2 separate regions of the Homo sapiens genome follow, and region 2 is linked to region 1. The links are chromatin loops, found by intact Hi-C in ENCODE. Cell type or tissue: Caco-2. All regions are shown on one strand. Each heading gives the region's core, and the rest is flanking DNA. Links, peaks and the distances in the headings are about the cores only. Region 1 overlaps TRIM67 (tripartite motif containing 67). Region 2 overlaps TTC13 (tetratricopeptide repeat domain 13).

The links. Hi-C counts contacts between places; a loop is a spot of excess contacts. Peaks named below come from ENCODE experiments on the same cell type or tissue, not always from the same donor. Only the 100,000 strongest peaks of a DNase experiment are listed, where the experiment ranks them.
Region 2: it touches region 1 in a loop (5-fold over the local background); 16 of 110 quality-filtered maps call a loop at or near these places.

The regions. Positions count from the first base shown.
Region 1 is chr1:231,216,753-231,222,130 of GRCh38, reverse strand. TRIM67 (tripartite motif containing 67) reads right to left here. Exons shown (of 10, transcript NM_001004342.5): 10 at 566-5,378. Among named protein-coding and RNA genes, the nearest start is that of FSAF1, 22 kb to the left of the region's middle. RefSeq lists enhancers at 804-1,304, 4,455-4,954. In Caco-2, for the core only: no CTCF peak of the experiment used is centred there; DNase peaks (open chromatin) are centred at 1,940 and 2,320.
Region 2 is chr1:230,936,528-230,941,905 of GRCh38, reverse strand. TTC13 (tetratricopeptide repeat domain 13) reads left to right here. Exons shown (of 23, transcript NM_024525.5): 7 at 1,350-1,466; 8 at 2,410-2,520. Among named protein-coding and RNA genes, the nearest start is that of TTC13, 40 kb to the left of the region's middle. RefSeq lists a silencer at 4,697-4,897. In Caco-2, for the core only: no CTCF peak of the experiment used is centred there; a DNase peak (open chromatin) is centred at 2,915.

The DNA of each region.
Region 1 (5,378 bases), core at 319-5,318:
CCCGCCTCAGCCTCCCAAAGTGCTGAGATTACAGGTGTGAGCCACCCTGCGTGGCTATTTTTTTAATTTTTAACACAGGGTCTTGCTCTGTCACGCAGGCTGGAATGCAGTGGCACAATCATGGCTCACTGCAGCCTTGACCTCCAGGGCGCCAGCGATCCTCCCTCCTCAGCCTCCTGAGTAGCTGGGACTACAGGTGCACCACCACGGCTGGCTAATTTTTGTATTTTTGGTAGAGACGGAGTTTCACCATGTTGCCCAGGCTGGTCTCAAACTCCTGGCCTCAAGTGATCTGCCTGCCTTGGCCTCCCAAAGTTCTGGGATTACAGGTGTGAGCCACAGCACCCAGCCTAGTTTAGAGTCATATGTAATCACCCTGAGATTTCCTGGGCACGCGAAGCAGAACCACATTGACCCTGCTACTTAGTAACGCCCAGCCCCACTGGGGGAAGAGACCGTGTGGCCTCCCCTCCTGTAGCCTCTGCCCTGTCTGCTGGGCAGTCAGGGCCAGTTGGGAAAAAGGCAGACCTGACCACGGAGCAGGAATTACAGACCACATCTTGTCTTTCTGTTGTTGGCAGTGTCAAAAGAATTTATTTCAAATCTGCTTAAGACTGTGGTAAAACTCAGGTTTTCCAAAAGGTAATACAGAAAGTTCAACTAACCCCCAAAGACCAGAAAACACAGTGTTTGCAATTCAAAAAATACAAACGCTTGTGGATACCAATACAAAAATTAGAAAAAAGTTGCTTTCCTTACCACTCCCCGCTACCCCCCGTGTTTTCAGTGGAACATCCACAGCAATAGGACCAAGAGCTGCCACCAAATACCAACAACGAGTGACCGAAAGTGGATGTGATGGGGGAAGGGGAGGGAGGAGAAATGGGGATAAAGAAAGGCAAGAAAATTGGACTTCTGTCGACGGTCAAAACAAGGACGCGAAGCTTTTTGTTTCTTGTTAAATCCCTTTGCCAACGTTAAACAAACACCTCTCATGCTTAATACAACAGCTTAGTGCCAACGCAGCAATCCTACATCATGCATTGAATGTTTTCTGCTTTGCCCGCTCCCCACTTCTTCTGGGTGCCGAGAAAGCCTGGGGCTCTGGGTGTCTGGTTTCCAGGGCTAGGAGGAGTTGGAGAGGCTTCCCCGGCTGGGTCTCACCCAGTAAGCACCTGACATGTTCCTGCTACTGCAGTTGCAAGCAGTCACCTTCCCGAACCTGAAGCCTGGTTTTGGCCTCTCCTCAGAGCTTTACCCGAGGGCCTGGCCTGGTCTGCAGTGCCCGCATCACCGGCCCACAGGTCCCTAGGCCTTTCCCAGGACTGTGCTCCTTGAGAGAAGAGCGATGGATCCGGACGAGACTTCCCTGGAGGTCTCAACTCCCAGCTCCTGACTGATGTCAACGTCAATCATTGAAAAAGCCAGGGCCTCCCCCAACCTGCATAGCTCGTGCTGGTGAAGCCCCAGCAGTCCCAGCGGTTATCAGTCATCTGAAAGTGACATGATGACCCACTAGCCCAACCAGCCTTCAAAACTTCGGCTCAGTTGCATCTCTTCGTGCTATCCACACTGGATTTCAAACCCATTCACACTGCAGAGACCCCTCGAAACAAAGGAGGCAAGCTGTGAGATGAGAGACCCCTTAGATACCAGAACTTAGGTAACAAAGAAGGCAGAGGCCTGGGTTAGTGTCCTTCCTTGGTTTAAAGGGGCTTCTGCTCACAGAGGCCTTGAGGCCTCGCAGTGAGACTGCTGACAGGTAGCCTGTTCATAGCACTCACACAGAGCGCCATTCAAACAGGCCTCGCCGGGAATGGAAACATATGGGGTGTTACTTTCTATGGTCATAGGAAACCTGTCTTAAAGGTCTATTTTACCCACTGGAGGCCAGGCAGCTCCTTGCCCTGGTCACAAGGAGGCTTGGATGGAAGACACTGGTCAGAGAACACTGGAACGCCCCCCACAGGTTTGAGTCACTGAATGGGAATCATTAGCTTAGATGCCAGAGATGAAAGACTGCACTTTTTTTCTTTAAAAATGTTATTGTATAATCCTCACAATACATCAGAGGAGGTAGGTTAGTATGACTAGTCTCATTTCAGGTGGGGATACTGAGGCACAGAAAGGATAAGAGATTGGCCCCCACTCATACCATGAATCACTATTAAAGCCAGGTTAAAAGAGGGAAGTAACCGAGGGCTGAACTTGGTGTCTGATCAATACATCCTGCCCGAAACCTGCCCTCATATTTTTACAGCCTAGATATTAGGTTAAAGCTGCAGGATCCTTTGATCTTCTGGGAGGAACTGCCAAAGAATGTGGTCAACAAACACAGCTACCGGCTCACTTGCAAAAGAAAAGTCCTGAAATTTTCCAGCATCACCATCTTGAATATTTGCCAATAAGATCTGTTAGATTTTTTTAAAAACCAATTGAGGGCCACAAACCCATTAAGAAGTTCCTGTTGCTTCCAGTAAAATGTGGCCAAGGAAAACAAAGGTAACGAGTTTTGCTTTCTAGGAAGTGGGGAGCGGGCAGGGGGCATCTTCAGTGAGTGAAAATTCAAGACCCAACAGGTTGGCATCTGTTGGAGGTGGCTCACCCCATTTTCCCCTACCTGCCCCCTGAAGACACATGGAAAATCCTGGGCTTGGGTATCAAGATAAAGGCTGGCAGCTTTGTCACATACAGGCTTTCTATGGAACAAAGCAGCCGGAGCGCCACAGTCCCTCTACAGATCCATGCATGACAAACCACTGGCATAACCTGGTGGTTCTCAACTTGTGGAGGCCCCCAGGAGATACCTAGCAATGTCGACAGATACTTTTGGTTGTCACACCTAACTTGGGGGTTGCTACTGGCAGATGATGGGTAGAGACCAGGGATGTTGCTAAACATCCTACGGCATACAGAACCTATCGCAAAATGTCAGTAGAGGTTGAGAAACCCTGGCGCCACCCCACGGGCTGTGCAGCAGTGTTCTTTAGCATTCACATGTTGACTCCCCCTAAGGATTGACCCTCCCTCACTACCTCAAAGCCAGCAGGTGGCCATGGGACCAGCAGCAGCCTCCTTGACACTGAACCACCTGCCCACCGGTGCCGAAACCCGCCTTCCCAGGGGGACCAAGCCTTTCGCTTGCAATGAGAATTAAGGCTTAAATGCAAATATCCCTGGAAGAAATACACAAAGATCCTGCATTCTGATCCTTTCCTGAGAGTGCTGTGGTGGGGCGGAGGGCAGGGGCACCAAGAGGGAGAGAAAGGGCGCAAAGAGGAGGGTGGGCCTGCCCCCAGCTCTCTTGGTGAGCTCCACAGAGCCTGCCCAGGCTCAATCCGGAAAGCACCACCCTCCTCAAACTTGGTGGGCCATAGGGCACCTAGGGCGCTGTTGCAACTACAAAGTACATATCAGGCTGAAGATGCAGCCTGGAAATATATACAGTTTTATAGTGTTTAGGTCAGTTACCTTGTGGGTCAGTATTACTGGTGTCCTCTTTAATTGGAATCATTATTTTCCCAAGGAGAACAGAGAGAGGAAAAGCAGGCTTTGGGGAAATACCTTCCCCTGCTTTGAATTAGGAGCTGGGATGCTATGTATGCAGTGAGGTGCTAGTGGATATTTTCGGAAGAGATTAATTTTAAAAGGAAAAGGCATACACTTTGACCAAGCTTGCTCACTAGCAAAGAACAACTGCAGAACCACATTACAGAGGCACTATTTACAATGCAATGGAACTCGACATTTTTAAACTACTTTGAATTCCTTTTTCACTGAAACTGCTTGATAGATTTACACCAAGTTACTCCTCAGCCAGCCCAACAAAAGCCTCATCTTGATATCATTTATATGTATGTACAAATGTGCCACCATGATGTAACGTGTTATGGAATTCGATGGTGGATGAGAATTCCATGACCTGTCTGTCATTTCTACTCTGAAACCCGGGACCTTCCTGGCCATGAGGAATTGATAAGTTCCTTCTTCACTTTTCTGATCCCTCAAAAACACAAGTGTGTGGCACGGACCTGTCGTTCTCTTTGAAGTCAGAACATTGAAGGTGTTTTGTGCTGAAGACAGGAGAGGTGTCTGTGAAGGAGAGCTGGATGCTGTCCCTGGCATCGGCCGTATTGCTTCTGGGCTCCTGGAGGAGTCAGAAAAGGGAGAATCCCAGCCCCCAAGCTCAGGGTGGCAGTGGGGAGGAGGGAGTCCTGGCTGCACCTCTCTGGACTTCAGGGAACTTTTTTCTGAAAGAGGCCACCGGATTTGAGGGCATTACCCTCCTGCACTTTCCACTTCTCTCCTGACCTGGATGCTGCTCCCTCAAAGGGGTTAGGTTCAGGGTAGCCCCAGGCAACTTGTGCTCCAATGATGGGCGATTCTTCTGCAGAGCTGGGGCCACCTGGTGACCTGGGCTGTGGTGATGGTGGAGGCTCCACAGCCTTCCCCAGGGCTCCCCTGTGAGAAGCTGCTGTCACCAGGCAGCCCTGCCTAGCCCACTCTCATTCTGGGGGCAGGGTGTAGGCCTGTTTTTTTTTCAGAAGAGAGCTAGACACTTCCCAAAGCTGATGGCTTCCTTGGCCCCAGGAAAGTGGTGGCTCCTCTTCATCCTCAATCTTTAGGGATCGTCTCCATGCTCCAAGCAAAGGCCACCCAGAGCTATGGCTAAGGATGAAGCTGCAGGGATATGGGAGACAGAGGCAGAGGTGCGGGCAAGGACACAGGGTCCCAGGTCTTGTGTGTCACCACCAAGAGCTCTGGACAGGGCTCTGGGATGGGAGGAGGAGACCCAGAAACCGCTTGGTGAGATGACAAGGAAGAGGCAAGACCTAGACTTCCATGAAGCAGATAGCTCCCAGGCTCCGCAGCAGAGACTGCAACACAGCACCGAGCAGCTCCTGGAGACGGGGCAGCTGGCCTTGCCGGCCACATCTGCAGAGACAGCGGACCAAGCAGCCTTGCAGACCAAGAGCATGAGCTTTGAGGTAGGATTGTCGGGCCTGCTGAGTGGAGGGGGGGTACCTGCATGGCTCCGGCAGGCAGTTACTCAGAAAGCAGGCGCGGTGTCTGAACAGGAAGGCAGAACCAAGGACGCACAGTTGGTGCTGGTGAATGGGCGAATTTTATAAAAATCCAGTCCAGCAAATTGACAAGTCACTTCTCAGCCTCAGAAATAAAATGCTTGACAAAATATATTCTTTTTAAAAGGAGAGAGAAATGTTACTACCAGGTGGAGCTGGAGGTGGCAGGTGACTGGGAAGATGAGAGGAGGGAGGAGAGGAAGGGTTCCCTGGGAACAAGAGCCTGGCAGGCTCAAAACCCCTGCCATGAGCTGTCTCTGAGAGGTGTGGATGAATCAATGTGGATCTCAAGGG
Region 2 (5,378 bases), core at 313-5,312, 280 kb after region 1:
ATTAACTTTTTAAAGTTACTCATTATTATCATATTGATTGTTGTGCTGGGGTATGATAATTCAGTTATGTACCTAGGGGTTGATAAACTAGGGAGGGATGATTTTCCTTCCCAAATACAACCCCAGCCCACTGTGCTTTTTGAATTCTCAGACATATATTCAATTTCTTTCCTCTTTCTGAGCTATCATGCTTACTACTGGTGATAGGCCTGCCTGAATCCTCTTTCTTGCTGGTTTTAAACTTCTGTAGAGTAGGAAATTATAAAATTCGGTAGAAATAACCTGTCTAATAAGGATGGAATAGGCTGGACATGGTGGCTTATGCCTGTAATCCCAAAATTTTGGGAGGCCAACACAGGAGGATTGCTCAAGGCCAAGAGTTCAAGACCAGCCTGGTCAATGTAGTGAGACCCCTACCTCTGCAAAAAATTTTAAAAAATAAATTAGCAGGGCATGATGGCACAACCCTGTAGCCTAAACTACTCAAGAGGCTGAGGTAGGAGGATTGCATGAGCCCAGGAGTCCGAGGTTACAGTGAGCTATGATTGTGCCACTACATTCCAGCTTGGGTGACAGAGTGAGACCCTGTCTCTAAAACAACAACAAAATAAACCCTAATTTAAGGACGTTCATTCAGGATAAAGTGCTTGGGCTTAATTGCATGAACACTGATACCCATTTTGGATTTTCTTATGTCTTTTTGGTTTACTTTTGCATTCTGAACTGTCTTCTATATTTTCATGTTGCCTGAATACAACTGATTGCTGGCTCAAAAGAGCTTTTCCAAACAGGCTTGCAGATATTTTTCCTCCTACTCTGCAGATCATGACTCATGAGTTAAAAGTTGTTACACAAAAGGGCTTAAAGAGCATCTGGAATCTTAGAAGTTGTCATTCAGCTCTTCTTACCATAGAGGACAGAGCTAAAGACCATGGAAGACTCTAATCTGTGTCCGATAATTTGTCTATTTTAATGGTTCAAAGTTATCTTTCAGGTTAATTTTGACATCTTTGTGTATAGATGCCAAATTTTGATTTAAAAGATAAAATCAAGAAAAAAAATCACATTGCAGGAAAAGCAACATCTGATACAACCCAGAATGTGAAATAGTGACAAGGCAGTTGCTGCAGTCATAGTTCATCAGCCTCCTGCTTGACTGGACAAAGATTAGTGGCACCTCAGCTGGTTGACTTTGAACCCCACCGCATAATATAGGGGGTCAAGGATTGCAGCCTGCTGAGAGTAATTTTTGAGTGGAGTATGGTGAGGTGGAATTGAAGAGTCAAAAACATTGGGATTTTAGGGTTGGTCATTGGTATTCTTCCTGATTACATGTTTGGGATTTCTAGATTCTGTCCCCTCTGGGACGAATTAATGAAGCAGTGAATGACCTCACTAAAGCTATCCAACTGCAGCCCTCAGCACGGCTGTACAGACATCGGGGAACCCTGTACTTCATATCAGAGGTGACTGGTTTTTGTCTTGAAGTATTTTTATGATGATGAAGATTTCATTTTTCCCTTGACCTCAGAAAGTGACTCTTTGATAGATTTGGGCTTTGACTGTTTAGTAATATGTCTGTGTCATAAGAGTTATAAAAGCATTTTCTGTAGCTGAAATTAAACCCAGTGGAGAACATTAAGTACTAAAAACATTTTCTTGTTTGAGCTGTCAGCAATAACTAATTCTGGACTGGCATTTAAAAAAAGAGAGAGAAAGATAAATTTAGTTTGTGGATTGTATGTCAATCTTTCTCGCAAATGTCCTCATAGGGAAGCAGGTGTGCATGTTGTCAATGTGATTATTAAACTTAGCGGTACAATTTGAATTTCTTTGGGTTTCACAGCCCAAGAAACACACCCTGAACTAGCATGGCTTTCCAGACTGTAGCTTCTCTATGTAAGTGACCCAAGCCTGACAAGGTTGTCTTTTATCATCAGAGTGGCATTTATGATTGCCACAATTATTTCTGTGGCTTATAGTACTTTAAATAACAATTTTCTGTGCCAAAGAAAATATATTAAAAGAGTCTCAGCATAACACATTTTAATGTTAATCTGTGGCATAATTATTCTGGGAATATCCAGTATGATAAAATGCTAGTACCAGAAATTTCTCTAACAGATTATTACCATAATACTATTTGAGATAAATTTTTTTGTAGTTGAGACAGAGTGCTTAAATTAAACCTTTGTTTTTCTCACAATCGCTTTTCTTAAAAAACTCCCAACTGTTTGAATGAGTAGTATAAGCACTTAACCAATATATAGTGTCATGAAATGTTTCCTTTAAAGCCAAAAAGGGCAGAGGATGAATTGAGATTTTTTTTCTCTACCAGCCAAAAATTAGGAAATGTTCACATATCTAATGAATACTATTTTATTTTTCCCCCCACTCTCCTTTTTGTAGGACTATGCAACAGCCCATGAAGACTTTCAGCAGTCCTTAGAACTGAACAAAAACCAGCCTATAGCTATGCTATACAAAGGTTTAACTTTCTTTCACAGAGGACTTCTGAAGGTGAAAGTGTTGTGCATATGTGTACCATATGATGACTCTGCTTCTCTTTTGTGGGTGGGAGGAATTTCGTTTGATTGATGGCTGGTATTTATTATTTATTGAGCTCCTACTCTTTGATGGGTTCTTGGAGGGAGATACAGAAAGGGAAAGGATCAAAGGTTAATAAGTGGAAGAAATGATACTTTACCTTTATAGAGGATACAGTTTGCAAAGCTTTTTCCACATATAATTTATCATATGGTAAACATACTCAAGAATGTAATATAAACAAAGTGCTTTGAAAATGTAGATAAGAAAGATTCATTGGAACTGCAGAGTTAGAGAAAGTTCCAAAGAACAGGTGGACTTTGTCCTGGAGCTGGAAGACTGAGTAGGATTAGGGGGTGGAGGTGGGAGAAGAAAAGCCCTTCAGGCAGAGAGGAGAGCGTGGGTGATGACTTGGGGAGATGGAAATATGGGCAGTTCACAGAGTGGGAAGTAGTTGGGTATGGTTTAAGGGAGATGAAGCTGGAAGGTCGGTGGAGGGCAGGTCCTTATCCTGGAGTACTGTGCTAAGCATTTTGACTTAAATTTGCAGACCAGAGGATCTATAAATTCTAGGTTGCCAAAATGCATAGATTCCAGCACTGAGACCAAATCTGTAATTTAGGAAGTAGATTCTGACAGTGTGGTGGCTGAGGAGATGAGGGACAGAAGGACTGACTAGGTGACATTGGTTGGGTCTAGGTCAGTGGGCATGAAACTTGACCCAGCTCCTTGAGAGACCACAGGAACAGGTTGGGAGACCCTTCTTTGATTGACTGTATTAGTATTGCTTGAGAACTGCCTGACTGCTGGGCAGAGGAGGTAGAGGGAAACAGGAAAGCTATCTGAACTGACTGAAAGTATGGGCAGAAACGTGGCCTCCAGCCTGGCCCTTCCTCCTGCCTGGGCACTCGATTCCATGTTCCGAGTCTGTGCGGGGAACCCACTGTGAGAAGGCTTGTGACAGGAGCCGGGGGCCTGGAACCTGACGGGGAGCTGCCTCTCTCACCTGGGCCTCCTTAGTGCCGCTCAAGGCCTGGCACACAGTAGGTGCTCTCACACAGGACATATCCAAGCTACCTGATGGAAGACAGACGGGCCTGAGAACGAAACAGAGGCAGCCTGCACAGCCAAAAAGCAATTCATTCTGACAGGAGCCCCAGAAGGTGGTACTTAACAAGAACTTTGAAGGCTGTGAAGAAATTTAGTAATGTGTGGCAGGGATATGTATTCTGCAGAAAGAACAGACATTTTATTATTGAAAGAGGTTTGAGGATCTGACATACATATATTTGGGTTGTGGGGAGAGTGTTTACCTGTGAAAAGGCTGCACATTGCAAATCCTCAGTGTTAAGGGCAGTGCCTGTCACAAAGTAGGTGCTCAATACGTATTAGTGCAATAATGAATTTCAAGGACAGAGCATTGAAGTTGATGTTGAATGGTCTTGGTTTGAGCTCTCGCTCCAAGCTCCATGGGCAATCAGTTTCTCCTTCCATGTCTATAAAGTGGAAACAATTCTACTTTCTGCCTCTTGGAGTGATCGTGAGGATTCAATAAAATACTCTATGTGAAAAGTACTTTGTAAGCTTTAAACAGGAATCAAATATTAATTATTATAGATTATTTTATCTGTGAAAATTTAAAGTTTTACAGATTCTAAAAGAAAACTCCCATCCCACTAAAAACCAAACCAAAAGGAATTTTGCAGATTCTATTTCATAAACCTCACATTCCTTTTGGAAGTATGTGGAGGATACTCCTAATAAAGACCTCTCTCTCCCCTCAGGATTCAGACTGGCAGCCGCAGGCTTTGAGAACAATTTCTTAAAACATGCTTTGAGCAGCTGCCAGATAGACTTGTCCAGTTTATTTTGTATCTGCCCTCTGTTCCTCTCATCTTCTCTGACAGTCACCTTAAATTTTAAAAACTCAGAACTTCGGTACTCTACTCAAATTATATCCCTTGGATATCTCATGGAGGAGAAAAAGATTACAAATACAAAAAATACCAACCTATTTGTATTAAGAGGTTGAAAATATTTTTAAAAGTAAACAAATGCAAACGGTTTCACTTTTAACATTGTTACTGTAAAGCCAGGTTTAGGAACATGGATGGGGCTCTTTGGGGTATTTGAAAATGAGAATTTTTCAGAAAAGAGAAACTAACTACAAATTGCACAAGAACTGAAATTCAGTTTGATTTGCTTTAGATCTGCATGATAAGAACCTAGAAACAGTGCTTTCATTTTGAGCATTAAAAGCCCCTCAGCAAACTAGTCCTACCAAGTTATTTGGTACTCTGTCCTTTTCACCATGCTCATAAGCACAGCATCAGCAAGTATAATAGATGGGAACTCTTGCTTTGCATTTTTATAGATCCACTGTCTGAGGAGGTTAGAGTAGTTACTTACTGACTCCTTCATCCCAACGGCATCTCCATGAGGTATAGAAGGAGTGGAGGGTGTCCCTGTTACACAGATTGGAAAACTGAGTCGGTAGTGAAACGGCTGAATTAATAAATGAACTTTGTCTAGGTTTTTCTGTTTCTCTTGTTAACCGCAGAGACAAGTATTAAATGGACCAGTGAGTTTGAGCTATCTTTATATCCTAAAGGTGGTCTCTCTTGGCCAACAGCAATTTAGAAATTAATTGAGTGGGTGATTGCTTATTTACTATATGATGTAATACGTTAGAAGTATATTAGGCAATATTACATTACAAATTTTACAACTATCTAATCCAGGGGTTATATCAGGCATTTTGGATCTTCCCAGGGAAACAACAAAAACTTTTCTATTGAATTCCATTGTTTTATCTATGTTGTAAGGATATT